Linked DNA regions of Homo sapiens: region 2 is linked to region 1. A link is a loop called in an ENCODE intact Hi-C map of the cell type or tissue named here. Cell type or tissue: chondrocyte. All regions are shown on one strand.

Region 1 (8,000 bases):
ACCAGCACACCATGCAGTCAGTTTGGGACCTGTTCAGTCTGGTGTGCTGATCGAAATTCTGGTGGAGATGCTTTGTTGAAGTTTGGATATACAGATATGGAGTTCAGAAAGGAGATGCGGCCCAGATATACAGGTTGTTAGCACTTTATTGAGATACTCATTTTCAGTGTTGGGTTATTCACTCATTCATTCATTCAACTAATATTTACTGAAAGCCAAATATGTTATGCTAGACCCTGGGTAGTATAAAACAGACACAGCCCCTGCCCACATGAAGCTTACAGTCAGGTGGACGAGACAGACAAAAAACAAGTAAACAACAAAATGGGCCAGGTGCGGGGGCTCACATCTGTAATCCCAGCACTTTGGGAGGCTGAGGAGGGCAGATCATGACATCAGGAGATCGAGACCATCCTGGCTAACGTGGTGAAACACTGTCTCTACTAAAAATACAAAAAAATTAGCCGGGTGTGGTGGCACGCACCTGTAGTCAGCTACTCAGGAGGCTGAGGCAGGAGAATCTCTTGAACCCAGGAGGCGGAGGTTGCAGTGAGCCAAGATCCCACCACTGCACTCAAGCCTGGAGACAGAGTGAGACTCTGTCTCAAAAAAAAAAACAAACAACAACAACAAAAAAAACAAACAGTGCTAAAAGAGTATAGAATGTCTTAAAGAAGGCCTTTCTGAGGTCACATTTAAGCTGAAACCTAAAAGATAAGATGAAGCCATCCATGCAGAGTGTGGGGAAGAGAAAGCCAAAGAAGTCATGCTGAGCTAAGGGGGAGGGGCCCAGGGTGACTGTGGAGAAGTACGCAGAGACTGGATCATGCAGGTCTAGCAGGCCATGGCACAAAAAAGTTTGAAAATCGTAAAGAATGGCAGTGACACAATCCAATTTGTGGTTTTAAAAAATAAGGCCGGGCACAGTGGCTCATGCTTGTAATCCCAGCACTTTGGGAAGACCCCCGGGGTCGGCGGATCACTTGAAGTCAGGAGTTTGGGGCTGGCCTGGTCAACATGATGAAACCCTGTCTCTACTAAAAATACAAAAAAATTAGCCAGGTGTGTCGTCTGTAATTCCAGCTACTTGGAAGGCTGAGGCACGAGAATCACTTGAATCCAGGAGGTGAAGGATGCAGTGAGCAGAGATCATGCCACTGCACTCCAGCCTGGGCGACAGCAATACTCCATCAAAAAAAAAATTAAATTAAAATAATAAAAATGTTAAAATCCGCTTGTGGGGTGGAGGGGTGGTGATGGATGGAGAGATGTTGGGGGGTGTGGGAAGGAGAGATTAGAAGGAGGCAATAGAAGCTAAGAAAACCAGTAAACAAGGCTATTGCAGCCATCCTGGTGAGAGATAGGGCTTGGCGTACAGGAGGACAGCGAAAATAGAACTAGAACGTTCCTAGATAGGCTTTGGATGTAGAATAAATAGAATTTGGTGATGGATTAGGTGTGGAGAGTAATGAACACATAATAAAAAAAAGTGACTCCGAGGTTTCTGCCTTGATCAGTTGGGTGTTTGGTAGGATTCTCTCTCTCTCTCTCTCTCTCTCTCTCTCTCTCTCTCTCGCTCTCTCTCTCTCGCTCTCGCTCTCTCTCGCTCTCTCTCAATCTCTTGCTCTGTTGCCCAGGCTTGAGTGCAGTGGCGCGATCTCGGCTCACTGCAAGCTCCGCCCCCCAGGTTCACCCCATTCTCCTGCCTCAGCCTCCTGAGTATCTGGGACTACAGGCGCCCGCCACCACGCCCGGCTAAGTTTTTGTATTTTTAGTAGAGACAGGGTTTCACCTCGTTAGTCAGTATGGTCTCGATCTCCTGACCTCGTGATCCGCCCGCCTCGGCCTCCCTCTTTCTTTTTTTTAAGAGACAGAGTCTCGCTCTGTCGCCCAGGCTGGAGTGCAGTGGCGCGATCTTGCCTCACTGCAACCTCTGCCTCCCGGGTTCAAGCAATTCTCCTGCCTCTCAGCCTCTTGAGTAGCTGGGACTACAGGCGCACACCGCCACGCCCAGCTAATTTTTTTTTTTTTTTTTTTTTTTTTTTTTTGATTTTACTAGTGACGGGGTTTCACCGTTTTGCCCAGGCTGGTCTCGAACTCCTGAGCTCAGGTGATCTGCCCGCCTCAGCCTCCCAAAGTGCTAGGATTACAGGCGTGAGCCACCGCGCCCAGCCGGATTATTTCTTTTTATTGAAAAGACCGGGAGAGATATATTTTGGAGATGTGAAATCAGGAGTTCAATTTTGGACCTGTCAGGTTTGAAATGCTTGGGGAGCCTTCGAAGAGAGTGGGATTGAGCTCAGGGGAGATATCTGCCCTGGGGGTAAAAGTTTTGGAACCATCAACATGTAAATAAAATCCGTAAGAATGTTTAAGATCACCTTGGGATAGATGAAAGAGAAAGAAGAGAAAGCCCTGGTAAATTTCAGCACTAATGCTGAGAAAAAAGAGGATGTCAACCACATTGTTTGGTGTGTTTGTTTGTTTACTAACAGTTTAACAATATAGATTTTTGAGATAGTTTGTTAGGGTATATATTTTGTTATATATATATCTATGGTATATATTTTGACACCATGGTAGAATTTCTCTGTATAACCTTTCAACTTACTTCTGCTTTGCACTGATATATTTTTACTGAGAGTCTCATGCCTCATACAGGCTATAGGAATGTTTGTTATTAACCCAATTATTTGTTGAGTAAGATACAACACCCCTTCCCCCTTTTGTCTGTCTCTAAATTTACCAAATGCAAAAAGAAAATCTCAAAAAACAAAGAAAGTGGAAAGCTTTTGACCGATTTTTAAAAATGAGTAGGTAGTTTAATTTCAAGTAGTCAAGAATTATGATGTCATAAACATTGTTTACATGGTTCCTTTTTGGTTTTAATATCAGTTTGCTACAATACAATGCATTTATAATTACAATTTTGTTAAGATATACTTGCTGCAAGTCAACCATTTTTCATTAAATAAAGATGTTCTTGGCCGGGCACGGTGACTCACGCCTGTAATCCCAGCACTTTGGGAGGCCAAGGCGGGCGGATCACGAGGTCAGGAGATCGAGACCATCCTGGCTAACACAGTGAAACCCCGTCTCTACTAAAAATACAAAAAACAAAACAAAACAAAACAAAAAACTAGCCGGGCGTGGTGGTGGGCGCCTGTAGTCCCAGCTACTTGGAAGGCTGAGGCAGGAGAATGGCGTGAACCTGGGAGGCGGAGCTTGCAGTGAGCCGAGATCGCACCACTGCACTCCGGCCTGGGTGACACAGCGAGACTGCGTCTCAAAAAAAAAAAAAAAGAAAGAAAGAAAAAGATGTTCTGAAAGAAACTCCAGGATGAGCAACTGCCTTCAAGGGCAGAGGTTTTAAGTTGCCAATAAAATAAAATAGTGACAAGTAAACACTGCGCCTCATCAAGAGGAGCAAGGCAGCTTCTGTTGTGTAGCCGATGTTCCCATTTTCAGAACGTAGATGTAGGTGAGTGAGAAGAAAGAGGATATATAAACCGTCTTCCAGCTCAAATTTGAAATTAAAAGAAAAAAAGACCTAAAAGAGGGGGCCTGCCCTCCACCAACAAGGCAGCAAACCTTGCAGCCTGTGGGGCTTCACCATAGCACAAACCAAGCACCTTTACTTGCAGCTCTCTAAGGGCCCAGATTTGAGTTTTGACTCAGAGAAGAGAGAGCAGAGGTCTCTAGAAATGCCTGTTGGGTTTGAAGAATGCTGATGACATTTTTGCAACTATCCTTTATCATCTGTTTTCTGTACTTCCACCACTGGCTCCACCTTTTTCTTTCTGCAGTTCAAAATCGTTCTGTGAAATATCTCCTCCATTTCAAATCTTGGCTCTTCACCACTCAGTTTAAGAGTAGCAAACACCTTGCAGCCTGAGGTTCCACCTTGAACATGGAGAACATTCAAACACAATATGGGGGAGGAGGCGACCTGCGTGACTTTTAACATCCCCTTCATATCCTCCCACTGGGCGCATTTTAAGCGCCAGCGCTCACCACATCCGGCTGCCCCACCGCCCGCGCCCGGAGCCCCAACATTCCCAGTCCTCTCCCTTCTCTCACTTCTAGGTCAACAAATATTTTAATAGGTCCTTTTGAACAGATGTGGCCTGTAGATGTATGCAATGACCCCATCGGAAATAATTTGGGGTGAAGGGGGAAGGCGACCTTCCTCTCCAGGAGAGCCTTTATTGTATAATCTCTAGTTAATGAGCCTCTCTCTGGGCCTCAAACCGGGCGAGTTATTATCCGTGTCTGCAAGTCTGGAGAAGAGGCTAAGAAGCAAACCTCCTGGGTGTCCGGGACCACCGGCCTTAGCCTTCTCCAAGCCCAGGGCAGGGCGAGAAGAACATGGCCCGGTTCCCCTCGGGGTCTCTGGCCCAGCTGCGGAGGGGGAAAGGTGATCGATCTTGCTGGGGGCCACCGCTAGCCCACCGCTTCCTGCCGCGACCTGCCGCGGCGGCCGGAGCCCGGGAGCTTCCCATTGGCTCACGGGCCGACGCCATGCAGTCTGGGGGGGCGTGGCCGGGCGGCGGGGCGTGGCCAGGCGGTGCGGGGAACTGCGGAGAGAGGAGAGGAGAGGAGAGGAGGGGAGGGGAGGGGAGAGGAGTGGAGAGGAGAGGAGGGGAGGGGAGGGCAGGGGCGGGGCGGGGCCGGGCGGCGGGGGCGCACACCCCAATCTCCCTAGCGCTGTGGGGGTGGCTGCAGCTCCCCGCGCGCTCCCTCCTTTGGGGGGGTTTCTGGGCTCGTGACTTTTTTTTAAATAAAGAATGAGCGGATGCCCGTGACAAGTTAATAGCTCTCGCCGCGCTCTAAAGTTAAGTTGTATCTCCTTCCCGCCGCGAGTCTCCTTCCACAGACCCGCCGGAGCTGCCGGGACGGGCGCTGCGCGGGACTGGGCGTTAGGTGCTCCCGGCTGGTTCCGGCGAGCAGCCCCCACCCCTCGCCCACGCTCGGGGTTAGAGACCCCAGCACCCCACGCAGACGGCCCGGGCTTAGACCTCTCCACGTCGCTGTGGCGCGCGCCCCGCCAACACCCCCACCCCACGCGCAGCCCGTGTCTTCTTTACCCCCGCGCACTTAACGCAGGGCGCACGCACGCATCCCGGCCCCCTCACACTCACACTGCGTCTTCTGTCACACCCCCTGTCGCACACACACTGTTCTCTGACTCCCACCATCTCCTGTCTCACACCCACTCCAGTTTCGTGTTGAGCGGCCGCCAGTTCTCCCTCGGTCGCGCCGGCGCACGCTCGTCCCCTTCTGCCCCGGAGCCCGCCCGCGCCGCACGGTGGCCCCTTGCGCTGGCCTGATCGTGGGAACCAGGCGGGGCCCCAGCGTCCCTGCCCCTGCCCGGTCATCCATCTCCCTCCCGGTCGGCCAGCCGAGACTTCAAAGGCGCCTCCTCCGGCCGGGCCTGCCAAACCCCGACGCAGCCTGGATGTGGGCCGGGGGCGCTCCCCGGCGGGGGGAGGCCGGGCCAGGGCGCGTCTGGGGCCGGCTCCGTCCTTAGTGCGGCGGCGGCGGACTCCAGAGCTGACCGCGGGGCCACCCCCGCCGCGGCCGGGCCACGCGCGGGCCACCCGGGAGCTTCTACCAGCCCAGCGAGCACGCGCCGGCGGGAGGGGGGCCTCATTTTCATGGCAAGGGAAATCCGGATAAGGATGGACTCCTTTCGGAGGAGAATGGGAACGCGCTAGTCCTGGTGCCTGACCCTCTCTCCTAAAGAAAATGAGTCTCCCCTGGAGCTTAAGCCATATTTCCTTCGCCTCCTTTCCTCCTTCCCATTCGGACACCCCTAATTGACAGGCTCTAATCCTCGGATCAGAACTACTTCTGCCTGGAAGATTTGGCCGGCTTTTCCTTTTCTCTCAGCGTTCCTGCAAAGCCAATTCGTTCTGAGCTGCACTGATGGCGGGCTGAGGGAGGAGGGCTACTTCCAACTTCTGGCACCACCTGGGTGGTCGCCGTAACCGAGTGATTCCTTTACAGCTATTTATAATCCTTAACTTTATGAAGGTTCTTTTGCTTAGAAGAGTTAAAGAAGGTTTAAGTATTCTATTTTGGCACTGATGTGGGGCATAGTCACTGAATGATATTTATCTATATTCAACTAGACTATGAATTTTTTGAGCATAGGGGTGTGTTAGTTCGCAGGCCGCAGATTCTAGCATAGGGCATGGCAAATAAATTGTAGCTGTGCAATCAATTATGTTGAATTCAAATGAACCAGCTTTTTGCATGGAGCTTTCCAAACACTTTATCATACTTAAAAATGTTATGTAAAGCTTTCCAAGAAGGAAGGAAAACAGAAGGAGAAAAAGAAACGGAGGATGCAAGAAGGAATCCCAGAATCATTTCAGATCCTTTGAAAGAAAGAGGTTAGATTTAAATCTCAAAGCTAAACCAGACAGATCTGCATATCTGAGAACACAGAAGCCCTAAAACCAATATTAAACATCATCTCAAGTTCATAGTGTTTTCCTGGCTAACAATGCTAGCTTCTCTTAATGTAAGTCTCTAACTTTAAATTGTCCTTATTACTTTTTCTGTCGTGTCTTGAGCTATGAACACAAGGCTAGACTGGACACAGATTGTTCAAATCTAGAAATTGGCAACTTAAGATTTTTATCTGTTAGCCAGCTTTTATCCCATTTAAAGGAAAGGAAGGAGTTAGCATAACCATATTAACTGTTTAGAAAAATTGGTGGCAGTATGGAGGATTCAGTAAAGTGCCTCCAGAGTAACCCGTGGCGGGACATCAATGAGCATTAATATCCTTCTGTAGATCATCTACAATGTAGACAAATGTTTTCATCCAACAATACATTTTTGAGACACATCCATTTTGAGACGTGTAGGGATATACCATTGAATGAATATACCAGAATGTATTTATTCATTCTCCCATAGGGACATTTAGTAGGCCTTTTTTTTTTTTTTCTACTAAAAATAATGTAGTGACATCTTTGTGGTGGTGGTCCCCTTGTTTGCAGATGAAAGTGTTTTCTCTTACTTTTGTCCCTAGAAATGAAATTGCTGGGTTGTAGGGTTACATACTTTCATCTTTACTAGATATCAATCACCAAACTATTCTTCCAAGTGGTTGTAACAGTTTATTCTCTTAGCAGTATGTCAGCCACCTGCTTTCCCCTCATCCCCAGCAATACTTGGCATTGAGAGGTGACAGCATGCTGGCAGTCCACACAGCCCTCGCTCGCTCTCGGCGCCTCCTCTGCCTGGGCTCCCACTTTGGCTGCACTTGAGGAGCCCTTCAGCCCGCCGCTGCACTGTGGGAGCCCCTTTCTGGGCTGGCCAAGGCCGGAGCCGGCTCCCTCAGCTTGCGGGGAGGTGTGGAGGGAGAGGCGCAGGGGGCAACCGGGGCTGTGCACGGTGCTTGCGGGCCAGCACGAGTTCCGGGTGGGCGTGGGCTCACGGGCCCCGCACTAGGAGCAGCTGGCTGGCCCCGCAGGCCCCGGGTAGTGAGGGGCTTAGCACCTGGGCCAGCAGCTGCTGTGCTCAATTTCTCGCCGGGCCTTAGCTGCCTTCCTGCGGGGCAGGACTCAGGACCTGCAGCCCGCCATGCCTGAGCCTCCCCCACCTCCATGGGCTCCTGTGCAGCCCGAGCCTCCCCAGCGAGTGCCGCCCCCAGCCCTACGGCGCCCAGTCCCATCGACCACCCAAAGGCTGAGGAGTGTGGGCGCACCGTGCGGGATTGGCAGGCAGCTCCACTTGTGGCCCTGTGCGGGATCCACTGGGTGAAGCCAGCTGGGCTCCTGAGTCTGGTGGGGACTTGGAGAACCTTTATGTCTAGCTAAGGGATTGTGAATACACCAATCAGCACTTTGTATCTAGTTCAAGGTTTGTAAACACACCAATCAGAACCCTGTGTCTAGCTCAGGGTTTGTGAATGCACCAATCGACACTGTATCCAGCTACTCTGGTGGGGACTTGGAGAATCTTTATGTCTAGCTAAGGGATTG
Region 2 (8,000 bases), 430 kb before region 1:
CAGTATGCCCCCTAGCCCCACATCCCCCTGCACTGCCACCATAAAGAGTACTGGAGGAGTGTGAGGCTGGAATGACATGTGAAGTGCTGAAGACTTGACTGTGGCCATTACAGTGGAGTTGAAAAGAAAGATTGTAATTGGGAGAGATTCAGACTGTAGAACTGACAAGGTTTGTCTGTTGAATTGTATACGACCTTGAGGGAGAACCTCAACCACTAGTTCTTGTGCTTTGCAGAACCTTTTCAATGCTATACCGTACATATCACAGGTGGACTATGGAGGTTATTTAGATTATACATAATGATGTTTTCCTCTGGAAAAAGCTCCAATGTGTAAAAGTACCCAGCATAGTTCTTGTAACATTGGTTTGCCAAATACAGGGGAGGCTAAATGTTTATAGAAACCACATTAATTAACAGTGTATTCTTCAAGATATGACAGTCATGGATTAAAGGGTTTCATAATGAGATTGTTTAACTGAAATATAAATATCTTTAAATTTTGATAAAATGATTCAAAGATAAATTCAGCAAAGCTGATAGTTTTTAAAAAATTAACCATTATGGTACAGTGCTTAAGCACACAAATTCTGTATGAGGTCAGACTGAGTTTAAAATCTGACTTTGCCACTGACTAGCTGTGTGCCTTAGCTTCCTTGTTTGTAACATGGAGATAATAATAGTACCAACCTGAAAGGGTTGCTGTGAGAATTAAATAGATTGGGATGTGAAAAGTGCTTAAACCTGTGGCTGGCATTTAGTAAACACCATATATGTCTTCACTATGTTCAATATGGAAATTCATGTATCTGTATTAATATAGATTTATGTTTTTCCAATACAACAGACTTTTCAAACTTTTAAACATGTCCTATGTTTCATTTAACTATTTTTTACTTTCATGGGACTCACAAATACACTTTATGTTTGAGGAATAACCATCTTGACCTGTTGTTCTGATCTCTTTATTTTACTTATGCACCCTGCTGAACCAGAATTCAAGTCCTATAAATATACAAGAGATTTCTTTTATTCTTACTACCCAGTACTGGTAAAAGCCCAAAGAAACTCTCATCTTTCTTATCTAGGGCTTGTAAACCCATTTTAATTTGAAAAATGAGTTGACTAGAATAGTATTCCATAATTTCTCGACCATTCAAGCACCACTAGTTTTTAAAGTGTTATGAAAGTCAGTCTTTGGGTGTCTACATATTTTATAACTTGGATTTAGCAAAATCTGTATCATCATCAATTTCTCTAACAGGATTTTGCTCTTAGATATATAGAAATGTTGAAGAAATTAACTTCAACAGTAATGAAACAGACTGCTTAAATTTTGAAAAATAAAGATGAAATTGAAATGGGAATTCTAGTCCCTATTAGTTTGTACAGGTAGGGAAGAGAAGAGGCCAAAATTGGAAATACAGGAAGTGAAGGTGAAAGTTTGAAGTCTTGCTTTAATATAATGTTGCTGGTCAAAACCCATTACAACAGAAATCTCTGTAAATCAAAAAGATGTCTGTTCCCTAACCAGTACCCTACTAATTTTGAGTATTATTCAATATGAAATAATTCCAGAACTAAAATATAATTGGAGCAAGCTCTTAAAGTTGATTATAACTGGATTGACCTGCATGAAGGCTATATCCCAGAAGAGTGATCTATTATTTTTCAGCTTTGACTTTTTTTACGTCTTATTTTTTTAATAAAGTATAATTTTAATTTGGAGCTTTTTAAGTGCATCTGAGTTATGGTTCACTCATGTTTGCAATTAAAGGTAATTTTTCTCTCGCAGAATTTCTTCTTAATTTCTTACAACAGTTTCCTTAATGTATTAAAAGAACACTGGATTAGGAGTTAGAAAACTCTAACCAAAGCTCTGTCCTTAACTTGCGTGACCTTGAACAAATCAATAAACTTCTCCTGATCACAGTCTCTTCATCTTTATGAGGAATTAAAATTAGATAGTATATTTAGTTCTTAAATTCTGTGATTTTATTAACTGTCACTTGTTTTTACTTTTGACTTTAGGTTAATCAGATCTTAAAACTCAGTACTAACTAATGCTGGGAACTTATACAGAGAAGTCTGCTGAGTTGTGGTGGGAGGACACAGTTTCCATGTTTGAACATTAGAATTCCTTGCCTCTTAATCAAGACTGAAGCATTATCTGAGGAGGAATCAGGAAGCCCAATTTTATACATAGTTTTAATGCTAGATAAAAATTAAGTGTAATTGTAGCTTAGACTAGATATCATGATAGCTTTCAGCCAAGTGAGGGTGAAATAAATAAAATTTGTCTAAATAGTACTAATTAGAGTGATAAATTATACTTTTTTTCTACCCTCATACATATAATTTGTGGTTGTGATTCTTATTTGACATTATTGGCATATTTAATAGTTTCCATGAATTGAAGAGTCACATGGCTGTAGCTTATAAATATATCATAGTTTTCTAATGTAGCAATTAGAAGTCTTAGAGATATTTTGCAAATGGTGTTAGAAAGTCATTGATTATCATCTGTATAACTAGAACTCCATGAATCAGCGGCTTATGGCTCCAGAGCTTAACACAGTGCCTGGCACTTAATAAATATATGTTAAATGAATCAGTAAACATTTGGAATGTTTATGTGTAGGTGAAGTCATAGCTGTAAGAGAGTACAAATTTATTTGAAACTCCTTTATATGGGAAGATTAAAAGTGAAGTTCATAGTTTGGTTTACTTTTGAATTTATTGTCTGACAATTTTTTCTCACTTTATTGCATTAATACAATACAGGGGATGTCATAGGTATAAATCACATTGTAGCTAAACAAAAAACAAAAGTGGCAACAGATTCAATGCATGTTATCCAGAATTGCTTTTACCTTTTCTTGCAAACAGTTTTGAGTTTTGGTAGTAAACTGTTTGAGGCGGTGAATAAGTACGTAGTATACTTAGCATAAGACTTAAGAACTCTGGCCCTTTTGATCACTTCTTTGCAGCAAATTATTGTTTGTTGTGCTTTAAAGTCTCCATTTGTAAAGAGGAAATACTACAGATACACATTAAAGCCACATCCATCAGTAACAAGTACTTATTCAATTTGAGCTGGCAATAGTTCATTAATAGAACTGATGTACTTAAAAGATAATCAGAATCGTCAGTGTGCTGTTCACTTACTGAATGCATTGACTTTCTATATTAGTTCTTCAGAATCTTTTTTGGGTCATGAAAAATATGGACAACCTACATAGTGCTTTGATAAAAGTTATGACCTTCTTTTCCAGAAAAGACATATATGCATCTACACATGTTTTCATATAATTTCAAGAAATTTTTTGTTAAGTCTTCTGAAACTCTTCAAAGGGGGTTCTTTGACCACATATTCAGGACCTCTGTTCTAAAAGATGCACATGAACCCAATCTAAAACTCGGATCAGAACACCGTGTTTCTGATTTCTGTATTGGTGTCCCTAAAGGAATTCTCTCCCTTGTGTTCAGATTAATGCCCTCAGTTCTCCAGTTTCACCATTCTTACCCAACATCTGACCTAACTTTATCTTACCTAATTTCTTTGATTATATTAAAATGCCGAGGAGAGGATTTTTTTTAAAGAAATAGAAAAAAGGACATACAAATTTCAACCCGTAATTCACAAAATAATTTGCAATTAGTTGATTAAATGGTATCCACTTTTTCCAGTAGATGGCACTAGGTTTACATTCTTTCATAGCATGAATGATTATTGATATTAGCACATAGGTGCATTGTGAAAACTTAAACAAAAGTATATAAGGAATAGCCAGTTAAGAACATATGGATTTATAATCCACAAATTTTTCTGCTTATATTATGTTCAAACAATATTTGTAGAGCACAAAACCTTTTTCCATTTTCAATAAGATTCTGACTCCCTTATGCTTGGCCATCTCATTGAAATTGTCTTTCATGTGTAGACTTTCTATAAACTGAAACAAGTTTTCATAAATTATCTTGTATCCAAATAGCTGATTTAACAGTCATTTATAGTTTTATATGCAGCTAAATTTTCTTCAGCAGACCACCCAAGAATTAAAGAAAATTTCACATTTTGTTTTGCTGTGTTTTGAATTTTTATAGAATCTTGAAAATGTTATTAGTTTAGCATGTTGACTGTTAAGCATGAATCGATTTTTGCATGAATGAAAATATTTTAGAAAACTAAGAAAAATTATATTTAAAATGTTGATTAAATGAGTACTCTGATGCAGCTATATTTTTCTAAAACAAACTGTTTTAGTAGCCCTATAATATAATAAAGTTTTAGTTAATGTTGAAAAGTTGCTGTGCAGCATCTAATTACCAGATGAACTTTTAATTATCTGTGACAATGGATATTAGTTAAGGCTAAATTGTTATACAACAATAAGACTGTATGAATAAGATGTTGGGCATATGGTTTGTTAAGTGTGGATTCTCTTGATTTTCTGGTAAATATGGAATAAATTCTTTATATACCTTAAGAATTATAAAATACATAACACCTAGTAACAAGAGAGTTTAAATAGGCATGAAAAAAACAATTAAATCTTAGTTTTGTTTGAGAAATTCATTAGTTAACAATGACTGTACAGTGTGTAAAACATAAATTCTGAAAACAAATGATAATTCTACAGGGTTAGAATATCTAGACAATATGCACTTTGGAGGAATCATATAGGCAATTAGATGCTTATTTATCTAAACATATTCACAATAATGTTATGTGACAGATTGTAGAAGGATTTATTAAAATGAGCTAACTCTTGCTCTCAACAAACACAAGTTTAATGAAGGAATGAGCCATGAATGACAGCTCACAGATTCAGTAATATTGTGGGTAGATATTTGATGAATTTTTACTATCATCCTTTCCTAGTTTACAATTTCATCCTAAACATTTTATTTAGAGATTGAATTTCTCATAACTGCTTCTGCTAGGTATACTGTAATTTAACATTCTTTAAAATAGATTGTATTAAGATGCAACGATAAATTATCTGAAATTACCTTTTGTGCCTTTGCATTTGAAATCAACGATTTACTTGAAAATTTTAAATCCTTATTTCATTTATTTCAATTTCCTATATATTTTTATTTTTTAAAACATTTAGTATATTTACGCTTGTATTAGTAATTTAAAAATGCGTGTTATAAAAAATACACCATGAGGCCTGGCGCGGTGGTCGTACCTGTAATCCAGGCACTTTGAGAGGCCGAGGTGGGCAGATCACTTGAGGCCAGGAGTTTGAGACCAGCCTGGCCAACATAGTGAAACCCTGTCTCTACTAAAAATACAATAATTAGCCGGGCCTGGTGGTGCGCCTGTAATCCCAGCTACCCAGGAGGCTGAAGCAGGAGAATCGCTTAAGCCCAGGAGGCAGAGGTTGCAGTGAGCCGGGATCGTATGATTGCACTCCAGCCTGGGCTACAGGGTGAGACTCTGTCTCCATCTCAAAAAAAAAAAAAAAAAAAACCCATGAAATGACAAAAGATATCAGTTATTTAGATGGTTAATAAGAGATATACTTTTATAGAGTTTAAATTTATGTATTAACTTTTATGATAAGCATTTCTTTCAGTACTAGATGTATTTATTATATTGAGCCACATAGTTGCAAGGAAGGAATGGAATGTTAATTTTTATCACTAGAGTATTTGAATTTGAGGCAAGCAAAGAAAATTCAGAATCCTGTAACTATAGCTTTGTAGGATTTTGTTTTGTTGCAGAAATACATGTTAGCGCAGAAAGATAAAACTGTTTATATTATATTCCACTTGATTAATGTTTTAATCTTCCTTCTGCAAATTTTAGATAATCTCACAGCAAATTTCAGAGCTTCTCATCATATTATTGGTATTGATGAAGAAAGAGATTAGACACTGATCTGTATTTACTAGTTTGTTTCTACCACCAACTTGCTTTCTGGCCCCAGGAATCTTTGTTTTGTACCTTTTATTCCTATTCTGCATCTGTAAACTGAGAATTTTGTAACATTCTTGTCAAATCTTTTATAAAAGATATGACCTTCAGGTGAGGGTTATTGTATTATATTATATTATATTACATATTAGCTGACATTTTCCAAAAGTTTGTTCTGTGCAATTTAAGTGCCTTGTTGTAAGGGAGAAGAAATTGGGGAAAAAAAGATGGGGGTGGAAGGGAGGACGCCAAAAAGTCTGGGAAATGTCATGGGTTTGATCAGGCAAAATCTGTTTCAGTTATGGAAAGTCCTTGGTTCCTGCAAAGCAAGCTCCAGAAAGGTAGAAATTTTTGTCTGTTTAGTTCACTGTTACAATTCAGCAACTACAGTTGTGTCTATCACATAATAGGTGTTCAATAAATATTTGTTGGATGAATGAATGCTTGTGAATAAGTAACATCATCTTATATATCAAAATAATGTCACATTACAAGTAATGTGATCTCTGCTCTTAAGGGATCTACATTCTGGTGAGAAAGATGGCCACCTCAGGTTCAAATTTTATTATCTATAGGATGAAAGGAGTTATATACTTGAAGGTTTGACGATTCTATATGAACACTTTCTCTTTTGTTTTACCATTGAGGCAGGGAGTAGAAGAAGTGAGAAGCATTGTGCTTCTTTCCTCCCAGAATGTCAGACTGGATTCTCGGAATAGGATTTCAAGCAATGACAGTTCTTCTGAAGGATATTGAAGGAATGTGTAGATGTAATTAGTGGGAGGTGGTAGGAGTGGAGGATGAGAAGATGGGGGTAGGGGTGGATTGTGGGCACATGGGTTAGCAATAGATAGGTATGGTAGAGTGCAACCAAGCATGGGTTCAAGAGAGAAACAGAATGGACAAATAAACTAAAGGAGGAAGGCTGCAGACAAGAGAACCTGGCTGTCATTAACCAGGTATGCAACCATGAGTAGTAACTTTTTTGGGCCCTGATTTCCTTTTGAGGGCTTTGGACTAGAAATTCATCATTTCCCAAATTATAATCTGAGGGACACTAATTCTACTAACTTTCCCTTGTAAAATGGATCTCATCATGAAATTGAGAAACCCTACATACTACCCTATTGCATAAATTCTAAGATGCACTGCTTTTACCATTTTACCATCTTGGTAATCTGGATGCAGCTTAAAAATCATTGTGACAAGAATGTATTATAGTTTGGCCACTTTCTCCCCGCCTTTTTAGTGGAGCATAAAATAATGGGGTATCAAATGACCACATATTTAATAGTGCACATCAGCATAAGAAAATCTCTGAGAAGGTCTTCAAGAAACCCATGTCACCTAGATTTGCCTAATCTGATTTGACAGTGGAACCTTTCCCTTCTCACTCTGCAAGAGGAATAACATGTTAGCATTTTTTTCAGAGCCAGTGTTTTAGAGAATGCATTTTGAGGAATGCTGGATCAGGTAATCTTATAGTCTTAAATCCAGAGAATTAATCAAATATTAGTTATAATAAAAGAGTTGAATGTGAAACCCTAGAGAGGTAACATAGGATTCAGAGTAGCAATCTGAATTACTGAATTAATGTTTTTACTCTATCATTATTTATGTTTAAAATTTCACTGATTTATTAAGCAAATGTTATTGTTGCTGTTTTTAAACTAATTTCTAAGAAACATAGCCAAGATCATTATTTAGAAAACATCTTTTAGAAAGAAGATTTAAATAGCAATAATTAAAGTGGAGAATTGAGTAAGTATTTAAATACAACATATACCCGTTTAGTCCTTCCTTTTTCTCAGCCACATTACTAGGTGCTGAGGATGCAAAGATGACTAAAATATGTGTGAGCACTGTCTCTCAAGAAGACATTGAATAATGTCTTCCCGTGTCAGGGCAAGACATGGCTTTTCTTGATAAATTTGAGTGAAAAAGTAAAGTGGATTTTTTTTTTCTCCAGAACTCCTCAGATTTTTCTGGAATATATAGATTCAGATTTAGCTGTTTGTTGAGTGGCAACTGAAGACTTGTTTTCTATGCCTTTTGCTTAATTAATTTATATT

Evidence for each region. Peaks named below come from ENCODE experiments on the same cell type or tissue, not always from the same donor. Only the 100,000 strongest peaks of a DNase experiment are listed, where the experiment ranks them.
Region 2: it touches region 1 in a loop (2.2-fold over the local background); 3 of 110 quality-filtered maps call a loop at or near these places.

Annotation. Positions count from the first base shown.
Region 1 is chr12:65,736,983-65,744,982 of GRCh38, forward strand. No RefSeq gene overlaps it. Among named protein-coding and RNA genes, the nearest start is that of HMGA2, 84 kb to the right of the region's middle. RefSeq lists enhancers at 1,434-1,934, 4,530-5,030, 5,031-5,531 and a silencer at 4,531-4,580. In chondrocyte, no CTCF peak of the experiment used is centred here; DNase peaks (open chromatin) are centred at 4,509, 5,002, 5,324, 5,607 and 2 weaker places.
Region 2 is chr12:65,310,213-65,318,212 of GRCh38, forward strand. All of the region lies in intron 2 of MSRB3 (methionine sulfoxide reductase B3), which reads left to right. Among named protein-coding and RNA genes, the nearest start is that of MSRB3, 36 kb to the left of the region's middle. In chondrocyte, CTCF peaks have their summits at 3,683 (motif pointing right) and 3,922; no DNase peak of the experiment used is centred here.